2 separate regions of the Mus musculus genome follow, and region 1 is linked to region 2. Evidence: chromatin loops called from intact Hi-C (ENCODE). Cell type or tissue: heart. All regions are shown on one strand. Links, peaks and the distances in the headings refer to the core of each region. The heading gives the core; the rest is flanking DNA. Region 1 overlaps Shroom3 (shroom family member 3). Region 2 has its middle 4.1 kb from the start of Ccdc158.

Region 1 (5,390 bases), core at 303-5,302, 150 kb before region 2:
TAAAAGCTATGAACCTTACCCCTATTCCCCCACAAAGATTATTTGCTATAATTAAATTTCATCTTGGCTACTATGCACTGATATGGCCCACTAATGAAGAACGAGGCCAGGGTATCTCTCAGAAGTGAAGCAAAACTCTTCTACAGGAAACTAGACCATGAAAATTAACCTATGGCTGCAACACATGCATATTCTTAGTTTCTCCACAAAGACAAATGCACGGCAAAGGTTCACTGTGTGCTCTGTGAGACAGAAAGCCTAAAGGAAAAACACTGACTAGCTAACATTGCTTTCCTGTTTTGAGGTAAGCTGATATTGACAGGGCTTAATAATATTCTTCCACCTAGCCCTTAAATTCCCTTTCCCTATCATGGATAGACTTCATCACATGGGTTGGGATGGTAGATGCTCAATAAATGACTTGCAAGTTCAGTCGAGGGAAAGAGGGAAGAAAGGAAGAAAGCAGGCTGTGGCAGTTGCCCCTGGCTGGCTTCAGGCTTGGCAGGTATTTGAAAAACCAACTTTTCCTTTCCATGGAGGACTGTTGAAATGTGCAGGAACTTCCTGTTGGGGGCTCTCCTCTGCTGCATTTCCTGATGGGGGCTCTCCTCTGCTGCATTTCCTGATGGGGGCTCTCCTCTGCTTCCTCAGCACCAAGCATTGGCTGTGTGCACAGGGCACTAATGAGAACACAGGAGGAGGATCTGGGCCAATCTTTTCTCCCTACAGTCTCCCCAGCACCTGACTTGACCTGTCGGATAACTAGAGAGCTAGATATGAAGAAACTAAACCTGGGAGGGGTAAGAAAACTTCCCCATACAGCCTGGGGAAAATAATTTCAACTATCAGAAAGCAACGGGAGCTACTTTCTCACCAAAAGAGACTTTGTGTGTATGTTATATGTGTGTGTGTGTGTGTGTGTGTGTGTGTGTGTGTGTATGTGTCTGTATGTTATGTACATGGTGTATGTGAGTGTGGTGTGTGAGGAATATGTGGTATATGTGAATGTAGTATATGAGTGTGTGGATTATGTGTTTGTCTATGTGTGTGTGGTGTATATGTGAATGTGTATATGTGTGTGTATGAGTGTGTATGTATGATGTGCATGGTGTGTGTGGGTATGATTGTGGGTGTGTATGGTGTGGTGTGTGTATGTATGTGGTGTATGTGTGTATGAGTGTGGGGGAGAATGTGTGTATATGTGTGTGAGTATGTGTGTGGTATTATATGTGGGGTACGGTGTGTGTATGTATGTGTGGTGTGTGTGGTATGTATGTGGATGAGTGTGTGGGGGTATGGTAAAGCATTCTACCATAAAATCCTAACACCCCAGATCCTAAGAGCCTTTATCTTGGAATGTTTTCAGCAGCCAGACACCTGCCCACGAGCATCTAGAAGCCTGATTGTCCCCCTCCACACAGCTGCAACAAGCATAAAGCTTTACAGACCATGTTCAGTGTCCCCTCAGCAAAATCCCCTTTAATTGAAAACTACTGACTTAAGCTCTTCCCTGCTGCCTAATTTCCCATTCTTGTACAGCGAACAATTAGAGTTCACTAATTTTGAATTTTCTCCCTTCTTTTCCAAGGACAAAGTAGATTTACAGTAACATAAATATACAGTTTCCCAGTTCCCACTCTTTGATCCTCATGTCTGCTTCAGTGACAGCCAAAACTAATAATTAATATTGGGGTCTGTGGGTACAGCTCAGTGGGAGATCATTTGCATAGCATGCACAAGGTCCCGAGTTCAATTCTCAGCACCCCAAACAAGCAAATGCTTTAATGCTTGCACGTATTTCTCTCTCCCTCTCTGTCTCTGTTCTTCTCTCTCTCCATCCCTCCTTCCTGCTATGGGTCTGTGATGAGGATGTATGAGCTCAGGTGTGCATATACCATAGTACATATGGAGAGGTCAGAGGGCAACTTTGGTTGTCAGTCCTTGCCTTCCTCCTAGTTTGATGCTGGCTCTCTTGGTCATTTGCCTCTGCATATGACAGATTAGTGCTGGCCCCAAATCTTCATGGGAGTCTGGGTTCTGGGGGGGAACTCATGTCCTCACGCTTGGGTGGCACCTCCCCAGCCCTGAGCCTGTGTTATCCCAGTCACTTTAACAATATTACTTCCTGAATTCTCCCTGTTCCCTTTTTCATACGTGAGACAAAAGCACACCAGAGTCTCTTTTCAGTTCCATTAAGCCATAAAAGCATTTCTAGTTTGTAAAAACACAAACAGGAGCCTTTCTAGAAGCATCTCTGTCATACCTACAAGCAATGAAAACTGGCAGGACCCTGAGGGACATTCCAGAGCAGTGACCAAAGTGTATGACAAGGCGGTTTCTTGATAAGAATATTGAAGTGCATTTTCTTGGAGCTATTAACTACGGGCAGCGCAGGCTCGAGTTCACAGGAGTCTGAGTTGACTAATGTTAATTGTTAATGCAGTGTAGCTTCTGTGGCCTCTAATTCTTAGGAAAACACCTTGGTCGTGTGAAAACCAGCTACCATGTTTTTCTGCCTTTCTTCTAGTGGTTTCTGTAGGTTGGAGATTTGCTTTCCCCTACCAACTGTAATCAGTACAGTCTCTCCCAGCCTATATCAGGAGGGAGCATGTGATGTGGGAAACCTGCTCTCTGACTCACGAGTCCTGGGCCAACACAAAGAAGGCTCTATTGTCGCCATCCAGTAGATGTCGGTAGCCCAAAGGCTAAGTGAATGAATCAACAATGCAGACCATACCTTTCTTGATGTCTGAAACTGCTCTTCCTAACAAAAACAGAGACAGCATTACTCATTTGTAGCAAAAACAGGGACGCTGGCAAATGGTTGTAGCTGATGGTGCACGGAGGTGGTGTTCTGCTCAAGACCATCATGATGTGAGCACATGCTGTCAGGAAGGATGCTGCTAGCTAAGTACAGTATCAGACCCAAGATGCTACTCTCTGCAGAAAGCATGGGAAGGGGTCTGGGACACTTTGGATTTAGCATCTGTGTTGAGGTAGGTTCTTCCGGTGTACCCCAGGTTGACCTTGAATTCACACTCTTCCTGTCTCAGCCTTCCCGTGTAGCTGGGATTGGAGGTAGGCATACATCACTGTGCCTCACAACATTGTACTTTTGAGAGATTGGGATGGATTCTGAACAGGAGGATTTTTTTTTCTTTTGTGGGGTACTGGGGCTTGAGCTGGGGTATAGGGCATACTCAGTAGTGTTCTACTTAACCAGACTACATCCCCAGTCTTAGTCTAGGAAGACTAACCAAGGGCAATGAAGCCACTGGGCATTCGGTGTGTCCTACTTCGAATGACCTGGTTTTCTGCTAGGGGTTTTGCTCCACTTGAGCGAAATCCTAACCCAGAAGACAGCTATGATTTCCTTCTATAACAATTGGTCATTCTCTGAAGGGACACAGCGCAAGACCAGTGTGTTTTAACTCCAGTATCAAAGCCCTTGCTTTTAATCTTTAACCACAACACTTACATAAGGAACTTTTATTGTTATTATTCAACAGAGAGAACCTGACCAGACACTGTGTCAGAGTTCTCGGGGTTATCAGTCCTTGCAGGATCACGACAATTTTCCACTGGGCAGCTAACCTGAAAACCCTCGGAGTCACTTTTGTTTCCCCTCACTCAGCCTGTCACCTCATCCCCCTAGGCCACCCTCCAGGGAGTGAATGTGCCACTGCCCCCTCCCCTGAGTCTAAGTCATGCCCCCATCATTTCTCATCCAGATCCATCAATCTCTCTGGTTTAACTCCAGACTCACCCAGTTCAACCAAGACGATGCTAGGCATCAGGAATGTTGCTCAACGATAGTACACTTACCTAGCATGAACAAAGCCCTGGCTGGGTTCATACCCCATCGCCACAAAAACAAAGAACAATAAAAAAAGACATGACAAAATGCGGCCAGTGAGGCCTTTACAAATACAGGTTTGGAGCTGTTTTCTAGTGGTCTTTTCAATCTGTCATTACCTCCATCTTCACACTTTCAGGTCCTGCTTAGTCGCAGGAGAACCCTCATACAGATTCCAGAAAGGACAGCTGCACCCAGACAGGCCTACCCTAGCTCATTTGGAACCTGTGCAAATTAGGAAATGCCACCTTCGAACCAGAAAGCAAAGCCCAGGCTGGACTATAGCAACTACTCCCACTTGCTGGGCAGCTCCACCCTGGTTTTTTTTTTTTTTTTTAAGCACATCTCAGATGAACCTTTTGCCTTTATCCCCCTGCCTTGGGGTTCTCTTCACATGTCTCTCCGCTTTTGAACAACAGTTTAACTTTGTCTAGAAAAATCTCGACTTCCAAATCCAGATTCTAAACCCCTATTTGCATTTCCAAAAACCAAGACAGCCATGCTTCTGTAAGAAGCTTTTACTGGAGCTGGGGAGGTGGCTCAGTGGTTAAGCACACACACCACACCATTCTTTCCAGAGGAAACTGGTTCAGTTTCCAGCATGGACATGCTGGCTCACAACCATCCAAAACCCAGGACCAGGGCATCTGATGCCTGTTTCTTAAATCTGTGGGCCTCAGACATGAATGTGATACACACACACACACACACAGAGAGAGAGAGAGAGAGAGAGAGAGAGAGAGAGAGAGAGAGAGAGAGAGAGAGAGAGAGAGAGAGAGAGAAGAGAGAGAGAGGCAAAACACTCATATATTTAAAATAAATCTTCAAAGAAATTTAAAGAAGATTATTATTATTATTATTATTATTATTACTGGTTTGATGGTATGGGGGAATGAACCCAGGACCTCGTGTGTATTTAAGACATTTTCTATCACTGACCTACATCTCCAGCTTTCAAAGTTCTGGATGTGTGTGTGGTGTGTGTGTGTGTGTTCTTTTTTATGCATGTGTTCATGCGCACATGGGTGCCTATGGATACCAGAGATCAACCTTGTTTAATTTAAAAATTTTTTCTTATTGTTTGTGTGTGAATATGCTGGATGTCTGACAGCACCACGTGTGTGTCTGGTGGCCTGGTACCTGTGGAGGCCAGGAAAAGGCCTCAGGTGCTCCGGTGAGTAGAGTTACAGATGGTTGTGAGCATCCCGGGCAGGGCGGGTTCTAGCAATGAATCCAGGAACAACAAGTGACCACTGAGCCACCTCCTCAGTTCCCACTGTTTCGTTGTTTGTGTGTTCTCAGACAGGGTCTCTCCCTGGCCTGGAGCTCTCCCATTAGGCTAGGCTGGCTGACCAATGAGCCCCAGGGACCTGCATGTCTATGTCTCGTCTCCCCAGAGATGTGTTTACAAGTGTGCACTGCTATACATCGGGTGAGTTTTGAGTATCAAACTCAGGTTCTCACACTTGCATGGCTAACAGTTTACTGACTGAGCTGTGTCTTCAGCTCTAGTACCATTCTCATTTTTATTCTA
Region 2 (5,390 bases), core at 294-5,293:
TGCAAGTTTCATGTTCAAATAGCCTAAGAGTACACAGCACAGCTCTAGAGACAAGAGACCCCACGTCAAGAAGGTGGACAGCTAGAACTGAGTCCCCAAAGTTATCTTCTACACACCATGACACAAGTGTGTTCAGACTCACACGTGCATACACCCACATCATATGTACACATGCACACAATAAATAAACACATGAGCTACACCTGTGATGCTTAGGCTGGCATGGGGGGAGTGTAGCTTAGTACCACATCAGCAGCATCTGAAGGTCAAGGTCATAAAGTTCAGGGCAGCCGGGACACCCGAGACCCTACCTCCTCCCTCCTCCAAAGGCTAACATTTAATATACAGCACAAGGCCTGTATTGTTTTATTTTATTACTGTTTGCAGTAATAACTTTACCCAAAGGGCCCAATAGTAGGGAAAAAATATCATTTTTATATAATGGTAATCTAATGGAAACAGGTATGCCAAGTGAAAGTGGTAAACCTGAGTTGATCCTTAAGGGTAATTTAGGATGTTTTTATTGATACTTCCTTAGGCTGTTTTTATTGATACTTCCTTTTGCAGCTTAATTTGTAAACAAAGACTGAAAGGAAAGCTGGGCATGGTGGTGAGGGTTTGTAGTCCCACCTAAGCTGGAGAATCGTGAGTTCTCAAAGTTCAGCCTTAGTAATGCAGCAATATTATGTCTAAAAAATAAAAAATAGTAGGGTGGGCTCAATAGGTTAAGCACTGTTGTGCAAGTGAGTTCTAACACCCAGAACCCTTGTAGACAGCCACAGTGGTGTCTGTGTCCATGATCCCTGTTCTCCCACGGGCAGACCAAAGATGGGGATGGATAACCCGGAAGCTGTAAGTCAGCTAGGAAGTGGATTGAAGCAGAGACCCCAACTCAAGCTAGGTAGTAGGCAAGCAGCTACACTTAAGGTTGCCCTCTGACCTCCACATGAGTATCCTGAAGGCGTTTGAACACACACACACACACACACACACACACACACACACACACACACTATAGTATGACTTTTTCCTCTGGGTTTCACAGGGTCTTCACATTGTCATTTTGGTATGAAGGTAACTTGACTTGGCAGCCATGGTGTGCCTGTGGAGGTCAGAGGACAGACAACTAATTGGAGGGAGTATTTCAAGGATCCCCCCACCCAGCTTCTTCCTGATTTGGAAGAAAGGCCTCAGAAGAAAAGTGTCACCGTCTCTTTTCTGATTTCTGCTACATCCCTATCCTTCTGCCTCATATTTAGACTTGACTCTACTTTACTAATTTAAAAATAAATCATTTTCATAATAGACACACCCCAGCAGGTGGCAACTACACATGTGGGTGCTGGGAACTGAGTTTGGGTCCTCTAGAAAAGCAGTAAGTACTCTTACCTGGTGAGCCATCTCTCTGGCCCCCAGTGTCTGCTTGTATGTGTCTGGCTTACTTAGTATGTTTTGAAGGTTTGTTTCTACAAATGTATTCCACTCCCTTTGCTTTGTTTTGTTCTGAGACACAGTCTTGTGTGGCCCAGGCTGACCTCAAACTCACTACATAGTCAAGGATGACCTTGAATCCTGATCTTCCTGCCTCCACCTTCCAAATGCTAGGGTTACAGGTGTGTACCACCATGCCCAGTGTGTGTGTGTGTGTATGTGTGTATGTATGTATGTGTGTGTGTGTGTGTGTGTATATATATGTGTGTGTGTGTGTGTGTGTGTGTGTGTGTTTGTGTGTGTGTATATATATATATATATATATATATATGTGTATGTGTGTGTGTGTGTGTGTATGTATATATATATATTTGACAAATTCTGCAAGGTCTTTCTTACAAGTCTCATCGTGTGTCCACAGAGGAGAAATATAGCCACAACACCTTGCTCCCCATCTAGCATTCCCATACTCAACTCTTTCAAATGCCATAGTATCTTTCTAGTTTTACTAATTTTTTTTTTTTTGCAATGGGTATATATGCATCAGGGATACAAGGGCCTTTCATGCTCTCGATGACAACAGCTCTGCCTTCAAGCTACAGCTCCTACTTTTGCTGACATCTCTAATACAATTTTTATTTTATATATTTATTAATGCTTGTTTTGTTGAGACGAGATCTCACTATATAGCTGTAGCTGGCGTGGAGAAAGCTCCGTAGACCAGGCTGGCCACAGACTCACAAAAATCCAGTTGCTTCTGCCTTCCAAACGCTGGAATTCTAATTAATTTTCAAAGCATTGAATTTTGGTTGTTTTTAACTGCTCAAGAAAGTCTCTGAAAATGAAGCCAGGGTGACATCTAGTGGTCCTTCTGGGCCACTAATTTATTCAAGTCATTGCAGACAAGATGTTGAAGTACAGGTTGGAATAAATTATATAGTCTTAGAATGATTCTGAACAATCTAAAACAAAATCCAGCTTATTTTAAAGCTTGCCCATTTCTCTAGGCAATATTTTATACACAAAAAGAGTCACCTCTTCATGGGTCTTCCTAAGACAGCCTTAGGTAGCCGGCAGCTCCTGGCCTGCAAAGGCCAGAAGTGGTTTACACACTGCCCCCGAAAGCAGGTTCTTGGGAAAAGCATGAAGGCACGAAAGTTAGTTTATTCCAATAGTATCTCCATGCTGGAACTTTCCCTGAAGTACAGAACCATAGAACATTATGATGGATACTTCCCCATAACTGGGGTTCAGCAAGAATCAAGGAGAACACAAGGAACAGACAATGTACAGCACCTGCCCCTCAAGCTACAATAAGGCCCGTGTCACAATAATCACAGCACAGATAATCAAAATCTTTCCGAAGGGGTCCACGGTGATTGTAATTGCCATGGCGGTTTTATCAGCGTACATCGGGCACGACTCATGGATGGTATAAGGCAGGTGGCGGCAGTTTATTCAAAGGGAATTTTGTCTCCATGATGTTAGATCTTAAAAGGTCAGCAGAGCCTCATGATGCACACCTGCCACCCCAGTGCTCAGCCACAGAAACAGGAGTATTGTCAATTCAAGGGCAGCTGGGCTACATGTGACATTCCAGGCCAGTCTGGGCTATGTAGGGATACCCTTGACTCAAAAAGCAAGCAAGAAAACTAGCAACATAAACTTACTGTACAAGGACTTCGAGAATTCCAGGAACACATGAGCAAATAACACCATGTGATATATATATATATATATAAACAGAATGAAATTCTCTGGGCATGGTGGTACACACCATGTAACCCTAGCATTTGGAAGGTGGAGGCAGGAAGATCAGGATTCAAGGTCATCCTTGACTATGTAGTGAGTTTGAGGTCAGCCTGGGCCACACAAGACTGTGTCTCAGAACAAAACAAAGCAAAGGGAGTGGAATACATTTGTAGAAATAAACCTTCAAAACATACTAAGTAAGCCGGACACATACAAGCAGACACTGGGGGCCAGAGAGATGGCTCACCAGGTAAGAGTACTTACTGCTTTTCCACACTTTCCAAGCTTAGTTACCAGCACCTATATGGTGGCTCACAACCACCTGTAATCTAGTTTGAGGGGATACAACTCCATTTTCTGGCCCCAAGGGCACCAGGCACGAATGTTGTACATATATGTTCATGCAAGAAAAACTCTCGTACAAATAACATAAACCTTTTTTAAAAAGCTCTATTTGCTTATACATATGAGCAGTGCCTACAGCAGATAAGACCATAGACACAGAAACTAGAACAATGATTGCTGGGGTTGGAGAAACTAGAATATAATAAGCACCAAGTTCCAGCTGGGGAAGAACGAAGTTTCAGAGAGGACTGGTTATAACAAAACAAAAACCAAATACAATAAACAAACAAACAAAAAACCAGCAAAAGAGTGTGTGAGCTAATGCCACTTATAATAAAAATGCCAAAAATGGGCCCCTGGGCCAGTGAGACAGCATAATGGGTAAATGTACTTGTAGCCAAATCTGACCGACTGGCTTTAATATCTGGGACACATATGGTGGAAGGCAGGAGCCAAGGCCTGCAAGGTGCCCTCTGACCACAACATGTGCTCTACACAAATAAACAAACAAATAAATGTAATTTTCAAAAGGTTTAAATAATCATTGTATGTATATTTTAACATACGTTTAAATGATAGTGTTGTTGGAGTTGTGATATATATATGATATACATATATGTATATGTATGGGATATATATGGGATATGTGGCATACATATTTAAAATACTGTTCTAAGCAACTGTGTTACATTAAAATGTATATAAAACAACCATATATATACATATATATACACATACATACCATATGTAGGTGTGTATTTTGCAGCATTTGCATAGCATTTATGATTGGAGTATGATTCCTAGAACAACAGGGGAAAAATGCTCAGTAGCATGGCTGGAGAGATGACTCAGTGGTTTAAGAGCACTGGCTGTTCTTGTAATGAAATGTGATTGGAATCACAACTGCCTGTGACTCCAGTCCCAGGGAATACAACACCTCCTTGGTGCAAAGACATACACACACACACACTATATATATATATATATGACACCCACACACAACACATTTAAAAATTTTAAAACAAAGAAACAAAAAACCAAGATGATATATTATTCATCACTCATCACTTAAGCCTGGTGCCTATCAACGTCTGTGCAATAATGAATGGCTGCTTAAGGAATCCTGGACCCCTTCCTTCCTCTTTAAGCTCTTTGTTCTATAAGGCAAGGAGGTGTTGTTTTTATACAGTTCTTGCCCTGCAAGTATGAAGACTGGAGTTTGGGTCCTCAGCACCCACATATTCAAAAGCTTGGGGAGACAGAGACAGGAGGCTCTCTGGGTCTTGCTGGTGGGTCAGTCTAGCCAACTGTGAGCTCCAGGCTCAGTAAGAGACCCTATCTCAGGAACTAAGGTGGAACCCGCAGTATGGCTCAGCTGGGAAAGGGACTCACCTAGCAAGCTTGACTCCCTGTGTTTGGTCCCAGAACCTATGTAAAAAGGCAGAGGGAAAGCTCTCTCCGAGGAAGATACCCCACACTGACCTCTGAGCTCCACTTGCACCCCTACTATAGTTAATGCTCTCTAGAGGAACAGAGTGAATGCATATTTAGGCTTTACTACTTCACCTTTCACAGTAAGGTCTGTATCCCTCTGAAGAGGCTGAAAACCCAGGACCTAGTTAGTGTATAAGGCTGGGTGCCTTAGCAATCCTAGGCTGGTACAGGAGGTGTGGGGAGCCCCTGGTCTTCAGTCCACATGGGAAGGCTAAAGAAACTGGGTTCTGATGGTAACAAAGGATGGTAGGGACAACCACAAACTCACCTTTGGAAGGTTTCCCTTCCACCCCTCCTAACTGGGCTAGGACCCACATTTAGGCTGAGGCTTCCTAAGTCACATAGCCCGATCAAGAGAAGAAAAAACT

The links. Hi-C counts contacts between places; a loop is a spot of excess contacts. Peaks named below come from ENCODE experiments on the same cell type or tissue, not always from the same donor. Only the 100,000 strongest peaks of a DNase experiment are listed, where the experiment ranks them.
Region 1: it touches region 2 in a loop (2.4-fold over the local background); 1 of 42 quality-filtered maps calls a loop at or near these places.

Annotation. Positions count from the first base shown.
Region 1 is chr5:92,821,756-92,827,145 of GRCm38, reverse strand. All of the region lies in intron 2 of Shroom3 (shroom family member 3), which reads right to left. Among named protein-coding and RNA genes, the nearest start is that of Mir1961, 36 kb to the right of the region's middle. In heart, for the core only: a CTCF peak has its summit at 2,680 (motif pointing right); no DNase peak of the experiment used is centred there; H3K27ac peaks cover 2,255 bases.
Region 2 is chr5:92,676,538-92,681,927 of GRCm38, reverse strand. No RefSeq gene overlaps it. Among named protein-coding and RNA genes, the nearest start is that of Ccdc158, 4.1 kb to the right of the region's middle. In heart, for the core only: a CTCF peak has its summit at 2,296 (motif pointing left); no DNase peak of the experiment used is centred there.